Linked DNA regions of Homo sapiens: region 2 is linked to region 1. Evidence: read pairs that join two places in POLR2A ChIA-PET (ENCODE). Cell type or tissue: K562. All regions are shown on one strand. Each heading gives the region's core, and the rest is flanking DNA. Links, peaks and the distances in the headings are about the cores only.

What was found. Peaks named below come from ENCODE experiments on the same cell type or tissue, not always from the same donor. Only the 100,000 strongest peaks of a DNase experiment are listed, where the experiment ranks them.
Region 2: POLR2A ChIA-PET joins it to region 1 with 5 read pairs; 4 of 35 experiments call an interaction of 5 or more read pairs at or near these places.

Annotation. Positions count from the first base shown.
Region 1 is chr1:151,770,579-151,779,243 of GRCh38, reverse strand. TDRKH (tudor and KH domain containing) reads left to right here. Exons shown (of 13, transcript NM_001083965.2): 5 at 2-141; 6 at 238-559; 7 at 2,645-2,805; 8 at 2,976-3,148; 9 at 3,360-3,424; 10 at 3,701-3,852; 11 at 4,078-4,179; 12 at 4,438-4,534; 13 at 4,740-5,750. The coding sequence ends at 4,792. It overlaps OAZ3 (ornithine decarboxylase antizyme 3), which reads right to left. Exons shown (of 5, transcript NM_016178.2): 5 at 7,914-8,167. The coding sequence ends at 8,025. It also overlaps the pseudogene LOC100270670. Among named protein-coding and RNA genes, the nearest start is that of OAZ3, 8.3 kb to the right of the region's middle. In K562, for the core only: no CTCF peak of the experiment used is centred there; DNase peaks (open chromatin) are centred at 4,523 and 5,323.
Region 2 is chr1:151,104,597-151,111,272 of GRCh38, reverse strand. GABPB2 (GA binding protein transcription factor subunit beta 2) reads right to left here. Exons shown (of 9, transcript NM_144618.3): 7 at 4,051-4,236. Among named protein-coding and RNA genes, the nearest start is that of GABPB2, 37 kb to the right of the region's middle. In K562, for the core only: no CTCF peak of the experiment used is centred there; no DNase peak of the experiment used is centred there.

The DNA of each region.
Region 1 (8,665 bases), core at 3,529-6,028:
GGGAGAGGCGGCGAGACAATTCGTTCTATCTGTAAGGCATCTGGAGCCAAAATTACCTGTGACAAAGAATCAGAAGGGACATTACTACTATCAAGACTTATAAAAATCTCAGGAACACAGAAGGAAGTGGCAGCAGCCAAGGCAAGTAGCTAATAGACTTGAATTATACCTGAGCATGAGAAGATCCTTTTACTCTATCCCAGGTCAGAATATCATCCTTTCTCTTGTTTTCCACAGCATTTGATACTGGAGAAAGTTTCAGAAGATGAAGAACTTCGGAAGAGAATTGCTCATTCTGCAGAAACCAGGGTCCCACGCAAACAGCCAATCAGTGTGAGAAGAGAAGACATGACAGAGCCAGGTGGAGCTGGAGAGCCAGCATTATGGAAAAACACCAGTTCTAGCATGGAGCCGACTGCACCCCTGGTGACTCCTCCACCCAAAGGAGGAGGCGACATGGCTGTGGTAGTGTCAAAGGAAGGTTCCTGGGAGAAACCTAGTGATGACAGCTTTCAGAAGTCTGAAGCCCAGGCCATCCCAGAGATGCCCATGTTTGAAAGTATGTAACAAAGAGGGAGCCCATTAATCATTGAAGATAGAAATACTGGCTTAGATATTGGAGAGATTAGAAGGAATGCCTTCTCAGTCTGAGCAGCCAGTATAATATGGCTGGGGTCAGGACAGAAGATTCGGTAAGATATTTTGAAGATGGGATGGAGGTAGAATCCACACCAACAGTTGCTGGACAGTTTGAGGGTGCAGATGTTGATCACTGAAAATGATTTATGCAGGTATAAGATTCTGCTCCTAATTGTAGGAGAGAACTTGGTGCCTCTTCCACTCTGAAGCAAAGTTGATGAAAGTCTTCTTCCTTTTCCAAAACCCAACCTGAACTACTTCTTTCTTGAGACAGACTATATTGAGACAAGTTGTTACCAGCAAAAGATAGATACATGACCTTTATTAACAAAAATGAATTAACCAAGAGGATATTTGTAGTTTATTATTTACCCCAAACTTTCTGTGTCTGGGTACCCTCTGAGTAGGCCTATAATTCCTGCCTTCACTGTATGCATTTTATGTAAGCTAGCAGACCTATGTGGTGAGAATGCACAGGAGCTTGGAGGTATAAATAGACAGGGTGGGAAAGAGAGAGCTCCTTTCGCCATGTTTTACCAGCCCGCTCTGTTATAACCTCTTAGGTTATATTCTTTAATTTCCAACCTTTTAGGTTAGTTTCTGTAACAGAACAAATGAGTCTGGGATAAAGTCCTCAAAGTACTTCAAATGGTAATTGTTTTGTTTTTGTAACGGCTTAACAAATAACCTAGGTTTTCTGTTTAAAAAAAAAAGAAATACTGGCTTAGGGCATGGTGGCGCAACCTGTGGTTCCAACTACTTGGGAGGCTGAAATGGGAGAATCACATGAGCCCAGGAAGTCGAGGCTACAGTGAGCTGGGATTGCACCGTTGCACTCCAGCCTGGGTGACAGTGAGATCCTGTCTCAAAAAAAAAAAAAAAAAATTAACTATTTTTTTAAAAAGAAATACTGGCTTAGATTACCCAAAATAGGAAGCAATAAAAAGTCTTTTTTCATGAATACACTTATGTCTATCATCACAGATATTCCTTACTGGTAATAATATTTTACTTGAATTAATACTAAACATAAATATTTTTCTAAATATAAAACAGCTGATGGAAATGGCAAAATAATGCTGACACAGGAAACAAATGAGTAATACATCAAATAATTGGATTTACATGATATTGTTCCTCTAGACATACTTTTTTTTTTGAGACAGAGTCTTCCTCTGTCTCCCAGGCTGGAGTGCAATGGTGCATTCTCGGCTCACTGCAACCTCCGCCTCCCAGGTTCGAGTGATTCTCATGCCTCAGCCTCCCGAGTAGATGAGACCACAGGTGCACACCACCACATCCGACTGATTTTTGTATTTTTTAGTAGAGATGGGGTTTCACCATGTTGGACAGGCTGGACTCGAACTCCTGGCCTCAAATGATCCACCCACCTTGGCCTCCCAAAGTGCTGGGATTACAGGCATGAGCCACCATGCCCAGCCTAGACATACTTTATCAACAAGTAAAATTCTCAGCCAGATTTTATATTGCCTTTTTCATTACTGTTTTTAAAAATCATCACTATTGAAAAGGCTGTGAGCTTTCTCTTCTGTACATAGGTTTTGGCGTGGGCAAAGAGGACCTGGATTCCCAAGAAGCTCACAGACTTGTCCAGGGTCATGTAAAGAGTCAGTGGTAGAATGGGATCTGGAACAGGTCCATGTCCGTCACTGTCCATGTAAAGATTGCTGTCCATATACCTTTTTACTGATCCATGCTGTAGCTAGCATATGGAGGTTTACCTTCTGTATAATTGGTGACCGATTTGACTATGTAGCACATGACAAAGAATGTAAGCTGTTATTACTCAGTTACATGGAAAGGTACAAAGGATAGCTTAGTATCTTTCTTTAGGATATTCTTGTTTGATTCATCCAGTTGCCTCTCCTGCCATTTTAAAATGGTAACAGCCATTGGTATTTGTACCTCTCACTACCCTGGTTAGTCTCTTCATTCCAACCAGAGATGGGTCTGATGTGGCCACCATCCTTATCTCTGTGTTCAGTCCCCAGTCCTGACTTCAGTTTTCATGCTGATGAGTACCTAGAAGTCTACGTTTCTGCTTCTGAGCACCCTAACCACTTCTGGATCCAGATCGTTGGCTCCCGCAGCCTGCAATTGGATAAGCTTGTCAATGAGATGACCCAGCACTATGAGAATAGTGTGGTGAGTTGCCATAGGGACAGGGCTGGGGTTTAATGAAAAGAAGGCATATCTTTTTCATTGTACTCTTCCTTTCCCTGTGGAGCAACTACTTTTCTTTCTTCCTCCTGCAATTCTGTTTATGAGCCTACCACTTTGTAACTCTCTGCCTTTCTCCTCCTCCCCACATACAGCCTGAAGACTTGACTGTGCATGTAGGAGACATTGTAGCAGCACCTTTACCTACAAATGGTTCCTGGTATCGAGCCCGGGTCCTCGGCACCTTGGAGAATGGGAACTTGGACCTCTATTTTGTTGACTTTGGAGATAATGGAGATTGCCCACTGAAGGACCTCAGGGCTCTCAGGTCAGTGCTGAGGTCAGCTCAATCCCAACTGCTGACTCAGTTCTGGCCATAGGGTGGTGAGCTGTTGGCAGTTGTCAGGGGGATTTGGAAGGGAACCTGTTTACAGAGAGCAGATGGTTATCGTCTCATGTTAGTTGGTTCTTTCTGAAAGCAGCAATGTAAGAAGATGTTTTTGGCCCCAGGATTCTAATTTTAGTTTCTTTTACTTCAGGAGTGACTTCCTAAGCCTTCCATTTCAAGCAATAGAATGTAGTCTGGCACGGATTGCTCCCTCAGGTAAATTGGTCATGCCATCTATTGAGCTTACCTCCAAATAGAATAACTTCATACAGTTCATTGGAAGGAATTCTCACATTCCCAGGCTTTTTGAATTCTGGGGACTCAGGTGCCTTTTCCTCACCAGCACTAGCAGCAGCCAGAAACTTGCCTGGCAGACCCAACCCAACCAGAGAAGACACAGGTGCCTTCCTGAGTAGAAAAGGGTAGTTCCAACTTCCCTCCAGGGTATAAGCCCCACCCCTATCAGCAGTAACCCCTACAATCTTTTGCCAGGTGACCAGTGGGAAGAGGAAGCTTTGGATGAGTTTGATAGACTCACTCATTGTGCTGACTGGAAGCCTCTGGTAGCCAAGATCTCTAGCTATGTCCAGACTGGGATCTCAACTTGGCCAAAGATCTACTTATATGATACTAGCAATGGGAAGGTAAGACTGGCATTCACTCACTGCTTGCCATATCTTCAGTATATTTATAGCCTAATTTACTTTTTCTTCCTCAGAAACCCTTATCTGATATTACTCTTACTGTAAGATCCTTCTCACCATCTCACCAAAGGAATGTCTTTAAAGTATCAGTCCTTCTGCCTTGTTTCCTCAAATTTGCCCTTGCTTACTGAGAGAACATCATTCCCTTTTCATTTTTCTTCTCAGAAACTTGATATTGGGCTAGAATTAGTACACAAAGGATACGCAATTGAGCTTCCTGAAGACATAGAAGAAAACAGAGCTGTCCCAGACATGTTGAAGGACATGGTGAGCTATTGTAGTTATATAGGGTGCTGCTTCCAGGCAAATCTAGCACATAGACACTAAGGGCTTCTAGTCCTGATACTGTGTTAGCTTTCCTAAGGACTTTGAGCTCCTCCAGTAGTTGACCAAAGGAGCATTTTGTCCCTCTTGGTAGCCAAATGCAACTGCCTTAACCAGGTCCTATGAGAAGAATGAAAGGGTGGCCTCTTTTTTCCTAAAAGCCAACATGTTCCTCCTTTTTTCCTGTTTTCATCCACTCAGGCCACAGAAACAGATGCCTCTCTCAGCACGTTGCTCACTGAGACCAAAAAGAGCTCTGGAGAGATAACACATACCCTGTCCTGCCTCAGCTTATCAGGTACAAGCAGTATTTCCTCCCTAGAGCATCTTTGGAGATTAACTTTTCTCATTCAGTCTTTCCAGAGTAGGGAGGTTAATTGAAGGCTTGGTTCCTAGTCAGGTCATTGAGTACCAAGAGGTCCATTTTTCTTTTGAGCCTCGCTGGCATTGCCTGCTAGAATAGGGCAGTGTCTAACTTTCTCCTTCTTATTTATCTTCAATAGAAGCTGCTTCCATGTCTGGTGATGATAACCTTGAAGATGACTACTTACTCTGAAGTCTGGGCTTCAGTTTGCTCAGCCATCTGCTTTGCTGTGTGAGTGCAGCTATCATCTATCTGTAGCAACAGGAAAGTAATGAGGGCGACAGTGGGGCACTTGCTTTGATTCCCTCTTTCCCATGCCCTGTCTTAATATACTTCTCTGCAGCTGCTTTCCTGCAGCTTAACTTGCTCTCAGATTGAGCACTTTCAAGCTTTTTGTGTATTTCTGTCTTTGGCAGGATTTGGCATAGGAATTGGTGCATGGAGGAGAGGAGTGTATGATAAAGGATCCATGCAGTCCTTCCTTTATTACACATATAGTCTGGCTTGCTGTGGACCAAATTAATATTCTCCTCCCATCAGACTACAAAAAAATTGGACTACCACGCTACAAGTGTGTCTCCCCCATTCCACCTCCGGATCCCTCCCCAACCCTCCAGTGTTTGAATACTGCTGTGTTACTTCCAGGCCGTTCAACGTCAGGCTCAGTCCCCTCTACCAGTCATGATTCACATTACTACTAGGCTGTATCCTTTTTGAGGCTGGGAAACAGTCAGGCTTTCGTCATTGGAAGTGATTCTGCAGACTTCTGACTCACCTTATCAGGTGACTCTGGTTAAGGAAAGCTTTTGAGTGGTGAACTCAAAGACTCCAGTTGAATCAGGAGGCAAAGGCAAAAATTAGCATAATTATATTTAAAAGCCTCAGGAAGTGGGAAGAGAATACTGCCTCCCAGCCTCAATTGCTGATATGTTATTGGAGACAGGCTTTTGAAACTGCTCCAGCTATTTCTCTGTAACCTTTAGTTAAAATATAAGTAGAAAGGAGACAGGAGGCTCAGGAAATTTTCTAAATTGCTAGTATAATATCTATATGTATACACACATATACACCCGTGGAGAGAGAGGAAGAGTATACAGTCCTGTTTGAATCATTTGGAGGATTTTTTTGCTGAATAAAGTTCTCAAGAAAATTTTCTAAAACCAAATTCTGATTGAATCACAAGGTGGAAGCAGGCTGTGAGCCTAAATCTGGTGAAAACTGCCAACTGCCTCACAGAAAGGATCACATCTATGAAACAAGTGTCCCTCCCATATACACATTCATATTCTTTCTCTAAAGTCACTTCAGAAATAACCATTCACTGGCTGGGCACGGTAGCTCACACCTGTAATCCCAGCGCTTTGGGAGGCTAAGGCAGGCAGATTACTTGAGGCCAACATGGTGAAACCCTGTCTCTACTAAAAATACAAAAAATTAGCCAGGCATGGTGGCATGCACCTGTTGTCCCAGCTGCGTGGGAGGCTGAGGCAGGAGAATTGCTTGAACCTGGGAGGTGGAGGTTGCAGTGAGCTGAGATCATGCCACTGCACTCCAGCCTGGGTGACAGAGAGAGACTCTGTCTCAAAAAAATACAAAAATACAAAATACAAAAATTAGCTGGGCGTGGTGGCAGGCACCTGTAATCCCAGCTATTTGGGAGGCTGAGGCACAAGAATCACTTGAACCTGGGAAGCGGAGGTTGCAGTGAACCCAGATTGCACCACCACACAACCTTGTCTCATAAAAAAAAATTCACTAGGAACCAGAACCAATTTAGGTTTAGGCTGTGTGAGTAAGACCCCACCTATACTATTCAAAAGAAAAGGCCCAGATTAAGATTCTAGAAACCTGGATTCTAGGAGCAGCTCTGGTAAGTAGCTCATGTAGTCTTGGAGGAATCTTTAAGGAGTAGATCTCCACTGTAAACTTTTTGCAAAATTTTAACGTGTTTCCTTATAGCATCTTTCTGACAGTACTGTGAGGCTCAAATGCGAGGCTTGAAGTACTTGAGGTGCTTGAAAGTAAATATAAATGTATAGTAATGTGGATGGTAGAAAAATGGCAAGTGAATTTTTTTTAAGGATAAAGCAAGATAAACTAGAAAATTTAAAACTAGCACATAAGGATGCCTTACACAGGTCTTTTTTTTAAATTTAGGGATTAGTAACGTCTACCTCTATACTACATGGCAACTATATTTTCTCACAACCACAATTCTCAAAATTTATTTTCTCAGAAAAATCTCAGTATTAGCCAGGCACCGGTGGCTCACACCTATAATCCCAACACTTTGGGAGGCCGAGGCGGGCAGATTGCTTGAGCTCAGGAGTTCGAGACCAGCCTGGCACCATGCTGAAACCCGTAAATACAAAAAAATTAGCCAGGCATGGTGGTGTGTGCCTGTGGTCCTAGCTACTTGAGAGGCTGAGGTGGGAGGATCGCTTGAGCCCAGGGAAGCAGAGGGTGCAGTGAGTGAGCCAAGATTGCACCACTCCACTCCAGCCTGTGTGACACAGCAAGATGCTGTCTCCAAAAAAAGAAAAGAAAAATCTCAGTCCCAATTAGCAGAAAGGCTCTAGTGAAGGAACAGTTCTGGTGAGTAGTTCAGGTACTCTTGGAGGAATCTTTAAGGAGCTTCCATTTATTTGATGTTTCAGATGTTGCCTGCAATGAACTCGCTGAAGCATGCTCAGCCCTGGAACTGGTGCTACCAGAGTTCCGTAGGGAACCTTTACTCTTTAGAGGTTCCCTGATATAAATCATTCATAAGACTTCCTACCCTGGAAAATGAGTAATGTCTCATTCTTACCTGCAGTTTGTTACTATGTATAAAAGTCTTTTTCTTTAATATGCCTTTAAGTCTTACCTGTTTACAGCCCATTCTGATGGGTTCTTTGTCATTCTGTTAGTATAACCCAGTACTTTTCCTGCTGCCTGGAATGCCCTCTTCTATGTTACCTATTCTGTCCGTTGAGATCCCCCAACTTGGGCCAAAGCCAAGAGATCTATGTGCCTTCTCTGGTTTTCTCCACATCTATAGCACCTCAACTGAAATATATGGATAAAAACAGCCTAACAAAGCTCAGTCTTTCTGAACTAGGAAGTTCACTGATTAGTGCTCAGTAAATGGTTAGAATAAATGGGGAAATAGTTTGGGGCATGGAGGAAGGCAAAGGGAACCAAAAATCCTTAGGTACTTTCCTCCGTAGTTCAGGTCCCTGTGATCTTTTCAGTGAATTTAGCTCTGTTAAGGTGTATATCCCACTCCAGTCAACCCTATTACCCACCCCCCCAAGAAACCGTGAACACTTGATGATTGCACTACCCTTTATTCCTAGGATGGAAAGTGTCCTGAATCACATCCCGGGCCCCTGATTCCATGTGTCAAGGCTTCCAGCCCCTCAAAGCGTTGGAATAAGCATGTTCAAGGAGGCTCACTGGGCAGGTGGCCAACATCCCTTTCAAGGGGATACACCATAAAGATGACATTGTCCAAGGGAGGGAGGGCAGGGTGATCTGGTCTGACCACCTCAAAGCCCATGTAGCTGAAGGCCCGCAGCAGGGCACCTGTGAAAGGATAGAACAAATGATTAGAACATGCTTTAAAACTCAATACATGTATGCCCCCAGATTTGATTTCTTCCACTAGGGAGTGGCCCTGGGAAGCAGTGTAGTGCAGGCATATAGGATGTGCTTTAGTCCAACAGACCTAGGCTCTAACTCTGGTTTTAACACTTGTTCTGTGAGTTAGTCCTGCAGAACTTCAGTTTCCATCTATAGAATTTTCCATTTATAAATCATAGAACCTTCCTCCTCACAGAATTTAAGATGAAATGAGATGTTCATGAAGTGCTTAACACTAGAGATTAGTGAGGTCTACCTATATACTAATACAATGATGACATAGTAAGCTCTGAAATAGTATCTATCACTTATGAATGGTTATTCACCATCCCTTATATCCAACAGAGTTTGAGCTCCTTGAGGCAAGAGGCTATAGTTTCTGTAACATATGCTCCAGGCATCCGGTTAAATATGTCCCCGTTCCCTTGGCCTTATGTCTGA
Region 2 (6,676 bases), core at 1,121-3,620, 670 kb after region 1:
GACTCCGTCTCAAAAAAAAAAAAAGAAAAAAAAAATTTCGGGAGCTGTAGCAGGAGGATCACTTGGGTCCTGAATATCAAGACTGCCGTAAGTCATGATCGTGCCACTGCACTCCAGGCTGGGGCCACCACATCTGGCTAATATTTGTATTTTTTCAGTAGACATGGGGTTTCACCGTGTTGGCAAGCTGGTCTTGAAATCCCGACCTCAAGCGCTCCTCCCGCCTCAGCCTCCCAAAGTGCTGGGATTACAGGTGTGAGCTACCATGTCTGGACAAAAATTTAAAAACAAAAACAAAAAAACAGAAGATTTACATAATCATTGGGTTTGGCAGATTTAAAAATTGGTTTGTATTTCTTTATAAACTCATCAACTGATGTCAGTGGAAAGCAGCTTAGATATATGTTGAGTAGAAATGGAAGTTTAGTCTGGGATTTAAATTTTTCTGCAGATAACTCATGAAATCTGTTTTCCTTCTTTGGGCCTTAAACATATTTGTAAAAAGTAGTATAGGCTGAGCACAGTGGCTCATGCCTGTAATCCTAGAACTTTAGGAAGCCAAGGTAGAAGGACTGCTTGAGCCCAGGAGTTTGAGGCCAGGCTGGGTAACATAGGAAGACCTTGTCTCTACGAAAAAGTAAAAAATTAGCTGGGTGTGGTGGCTTGCACCTGTGGTCCTAGCTACTTGGGACTTGAGGTGGGAGGACTGCTTGAGCCTAGGAGGTTGAGGTTGCAGGGAGCTGAGATTGCACCTCTAAATAAATAAATACATAAATTTAAAAAATAAAAATAAAAAAGTAGTATAGTTTATTTAGGTAAAACCTCAATTCTATTCTTTTTCTCCAAAACAACTCAGTTTTCATTTATTTATTTCCATTATAAGCAGAGTCTCTCACCTACCCAATGAGCCCTAAAAACTTAAAATGATAACTATGTTCACAAAAATATCAGCAATGCATAAATTAGAATTTATGATACCAAAGTTTGGATTATAATAAGTTTAATTCTTATCTTCCCATACTTTCTGATCCATCAGTTGAAATAATTAAAAAATTATAAATCCCAACACGGGCAACATAGTAAGACCCAGTCTGTACAAAAAATAAAAAAAGACCAGGGGTCGTGACTCACACCTGTAATCCCAGCACTTTGGGAGGCCAAGGCAGGCAGATCACTTGAGTTCAGGAGCTAGTGACCAGCCTGGCCAACATGGCGAAACCCTGTCTCTGCAAAAAAAAAAAAAAAAAAAAAAAAAAAAAAAAAAAAATTAGCTGGGCATGGTGGCACATGATTGTAATCCCATCTACTCCGGTGGCTGAGGCAGGAGAATCACTTGAACCCGGAAGGCGGAGACTGCAGTGTGCCGAGATCACGCCACTGCACTCCAGCCTGGGTGACAGACTGTGTCCCTGTCTAAAATTAAAAAAATAAAAAAATTAGCCAGGTGTGGTGGTGCATGCCTGTAGTCCCAGCTACTTGGGAGGCTGAGGTGAGAAGGTTGCTTGGGAAGTCGAGGCTGCAGTGCGCCATAATCATGCCACTGCATTCTAGCCTGGGCAACAAAGGGAGATCCTATCTCAAAAACAAAAACAAAACAAACAAAAAAAAACTATAGGCCGGGTGTGGTGGCTCACGCTTGTAATTCCAGCACTTTGGGAGGCCGAGGAGGGTGGATCACGAGGTCAGGAGTTCGAGACCAGGCTGACCAACATAGTGAAACCCCGTCTCTACTAAAAATACAAAAAAATTAGCCGGGCGTGGTGGCACACACCTGTAATCCCAGCTACTCAGGAGGCTGAGGCAGGAGAATCGCTTGAACCCAGGAGGTGGAGGTTGCAGTGAGCCGAGATTGTGCCACTGCACTCCAGCCTGGAGTGACAGAGCAAGATTCTGACTCAAAAAAAAAAATATATATATATATATATATATTTGTGTATATATATATATTTGTGTGTATATATATATATATATATAAATCCCCACAATCATTTAAGCCAAGTCAAAATTTTAGTGACATTAAGAAAGGAAATTATACCAGTACCCTTCGTTTCAACCTCCAATATACATTTTTATTTTTTAGAGACAATGTTTTGCTCTGTTGCCCAGGCTGGAGTGCAGTGGCATGATTATGGTAGCATACTGCGACCTTGAGCTCCTGGGCTCAACTGATCCTCCTGCCAAAACCTCCTGAGTAGTTGGGACTATAAGCACGTGCCATCAACCAGGCTATTTTTTAAAAAAATTGCGTAGAGATGAGGGGGTCTTGCTATGTTGCCCCAGCTGATTTGGAACTCTTGGTCTCAAGCAATCCTCCTGCCTTGGTCTCCCAAAGTGCTAGGATTACAGGATTACATATGTAAGCCATTGTGCCTGGCCAACCTCCAGTATTTTTAAGGCATGGAGTTGTAATGATGGGCTTCCTCTTTTCAAAAAATTTTAACTATGTCTTTTTTGAATAACTGATACATTAAATGATTAAAAACATCAAGACTATAAAAGCATATACATTGAAAAGCCTCCCACTCATCCTTAGTACCCAATTGCCCTCCCTGGAAGCAACTAATGTAATGCCTCAGTATACTAATGTATAGCCTCAGTCTGAATATAGCTGGGCATGGTGGCGTGGAACTGTAGCCCCAGCTTCTCAGGTGGCTGAGGCGGGAGGATAGCTTGAGCCCAGGAGGTCGAGGCTGCAGTGACCCATGATTGCACCACCGCACACAAGCCTGGGTGACAGAACAAGACCCAGTTACACACACAAAAAAGAAAAAAGAACTGTTTAACCAAAAGGTACACAACATCACTGGGTGTGATGACTCATACCTATAATCCCAGCACTCTGGGAGGCTTAGGCGGGAGGATCACTTGAGGTCTGGAGTTCAAGACCAGCCTGGCTAACATGGTAAAACCCTGTCTCTACTAAAAATACACAAAAATTAACTGGGCGTGTTGGTGTGCGCCTATAGTCCCAGCTACTCAGGAGGCTGAGGCACAAGAATTACTTGAACCAGGGAGCTGGAGGTTGCAGTGAGCCAAGATCCTGCCACTGCGCTCCAGCCTGGGCAACAAAGAGGAACTCCATCTCAAACAAACAAGCAAACAAAAAAACCCAAAGGTACATCTTTATGTACATCTTTAATACCTACAGATATTACCAATATCCTTTTTAGAGGATCCATTAATGTGCACTCTCACAAGTGATTTATAAGAGTGCTTGTTTCCCTATACCTTTAACAACATAGTGTTATAATGGTATGTCAGTACAGTATTTGCACTTCTCGTTATGAATGAAGTAGGTCGAAAATATTTTCTTTTTCTTTCTTTCCTTTTTTTTTTTAAAGACAGAGTCTCACTCTGTCATCCAGGCTGGTGTGCAGTAGCACAATCACGGCTCAGTACAGCCTCAACCTCCTGGGCTCAAGTGATCCTCCACTTCAGCCTCCTGAGTAGCTGGGACTATAGGCGTGCGCCACCATGCCTGGCTAATTTTTGTATTTTTAGTAGAGATGGGGTTTTGCTATTTTGGCCAGGCTGGTCTTGAACTCCTGCTCTCAAGTGATCCTCCTGCGTCAGCCTCCCAAAGTGCTGGGATTACAGCCGTGAGCCGCCTCACCCAGCTATTTTCATATTTTTAAGAGCCATCAGGGCCGGGCGCGGTGAACCCGGGTGCGTGAACCCAGGAGGCGGAGCCTGCAGTGAGCTGAGATTGCACCACTGCACTCCAGCCTGGGTGAGAGAGTGAGAATCCCTTCTGAAGAAAAAAAAAAAAAAAGAGCCATCAGTACATTTTTTTTCTGTGAACTATTGGTTCATATTATTTGTTATTTTTTCCACCAGATCAACTGGTTTTTACTACAGATTTTATACATATTAGGCAATTAGCTTTTGCCAGTCTGGTTCCGTTTCTTTTTCTTTTTCAGAGCTTCTTTGCCCCAACTTGCATCTGGCAATCTCCCACTTCCACTATTTGTCTTAATGCCTCATTTTTAGGTGAGTATGGAGTATCTAAAATATCTTTTAATAAACAATTGTCTACAAGAGATAACTCACCTTGCTGTCCATCTTGCACAGTTACAATAAATGGCTGGCCAATGCCTCCAGTAGGGATTGAAGTTTGGATATTACCCAGAGGGACTCCATCAGTCACTATGGTGATGACCCTCTGGCCTCCACTCCCCATTACTTGCTGGATTGATGAGTCAACGGAATTTCCTTCTATAATTTCCTCTGTATTGGCTAGAGATGACAAAAGCAAATTTAAAATTTCAGCTTTTTAAAAACATAGGAGTATAGCAATTTCAACCTCCTTGAACCTGACAACATTCAGGGAGAGGAACATTTGAAAAAAAAAAGTGAGATTCAACAGTTCGCAAAAGGTTTTGTGAACAATGCTAAGTCAGAGGAGAAAAGAAAACAGAATGCATTAGAACAGTATTTTGTAAAATGTGTTCACTGAGGTATTAATAACTTTCACTAAAGATGGATTCTATGTATAAATACGTTTTCAAAATTCTGGTTTAAACATGCTTAAACTTTTTTGTTTTGTAGGAGTATCAGAGACTTCAATAGGCTAATAAACATTGTGATTTTCCAACAGGGTGTGATTCTCCAACAGAGTATAAGATACTCTGTTTCGGCTGGGCACAGTGGCTCACGCCTGTAATCTCAGCACTTTGGGAGGCCAAGATGGGCGAATCACTTGAGGCCAGGAGTTAGAGACCAGCCTGGCCAACATGGCAAAACACTGTCTCTACTAAAAGTACAAAAATTAGTCAGGCATGGTGGCACGTGCCTGTAGTTCCAGCTACTTTGGAGGCTGAGGCACGAGAATCGCTTGAGCCTGGGAGGCAGAGGTTGCAGTGAGTCGAGATGGAGCCACTGCACTCCAGCCTGAGCGACAGAGCGAGACTCTGTCTCAAAAAACAAACAAAAAAACCAGATATGCTGTTTCCCCAACATATTTGATATTGGAACCCTTTTTTTTTCAGAAAGTATCTTGAAAGTCTAAAATGGCTGGGCACGGTGGCTCACGCCTGTAATCCCAGCACTTTGGGAGGCCGAGGTGGGCAGATCACCTGAGGTCAGGGGTTCGAGACCAGCCTGGCCAACATGGTGAAACCCCATCTCTACTAAAAATACAAAAATTAGCTGGGCGTGTTGGTGGGCGCCTGTAATCCCAGCTACTTGGAAGGCTGAGGCAGGGGAATTGCTTGAACCTGGGAGGCGGAGGTTGCAGTGAGCAAAGATCACGCCATTGCACTCCAGCCTGGGTGACAAGAGCGAGATTCCATCTCAAAAAAAAAAAAAATCTAAAATAACCATAAATTACAGTAGATCATTTCTATAAGAAAACAGGGATATTTAATAGTGAATTCACAGAATAATATGTGAAGTAGTCAAAATATTGAAGTTTGATAGACAAAAATGTTAGATGGCTTTTTTCCTCTGATAAATCAAGAATAATAGCTGGCTGGGTATGGTGGCTCACGCCCATAATCCCAGCACTTTGGGAGGCCACGGCAGGAGGACTGCTTGAGGCTGGGAGTTGAAGACCAGACTGAGCAGTGAGACCATCCCCCCAAATTTGAAAAATTAATTGAGCGTGGTGGCATGCACCTTTAGTCCTAGCTACTCAGGAGGCTGATGTGGGAGGATCACTTGAGCCCAGAAGTTGAAGCTGCAGTGAGCTCTGATTGTGCCACTGCACTCCAGCCTGGGTGACAGAATAACAGAATAAGATCCTGTCTGTATCAAAAGAAACCCCAAACATATATATATATACATATATGTTTATATTAAATGTATATCAAATATATATACATTTGTATATATATTTGATATATATATTTGTATATATATTTGATATACATTTGATATATACATATATATACACACATATATATATAAAATAGCCAACGCTTATGTGCCAGGTACCATTCTATGAGTGTTATGTGTATTATGTTGAATCGAGATTTTCAGTTTGATTAGTCAATATCCCAATAAACTAAGCACTATTAGAGGAAATAATTCCTACCACTATGGAATGTCTCTATCTAAAGTGTCACAGGGCCAGGCGCGGTGGCTCACACCTGTAATCCCAGCACTTTGGAAGGCCGAGGTGGGCGGATCACTGAGGTCAGTAGTTTGAGACCAGCCTGGCCAACATGGCAAAACCTCATCTCTACTAAAAATACAAAATTTAGCTGGGCATGGTGGTGGGCGCCTGTAATCCCAGCTACTTGGGAGGCTGAGGCAGGAGAATTGTGCTTGAACCCCAGAGGTGGAGATTGCAGTAAGCTGAGATCATGCCACTGCATCCCAGCCTGGGTGACAGAGTGAGACTCTGTCTCAAGAAGGAAAGAAAGAAAGAGAGAAAGAGAGAAAGAGAGAGAGAGAGAGGGAGGGAGGGAAGGAGAAAGAAAGAAAGAAAGAGAGAGAAGAGAAAGAAAGAAAGAAAGGAAAGAAAGAAAAGAAAGAAAGAAAGAAAGAAAGAAAGAGAGAAAGAAAGAAAGAGTCACAGATAGAACTTTGCAGTAATAAGTGGGGTATCAACCATCCATATGCAACACATCTAGGTAGTTCAATGGAAATAAAGGATTCACACCTCTTAGAAACAAAGAACAGTTAAATATTAAAGCTGAAAGGTCCTGGATAGATAACCTAATCCAACCATCAT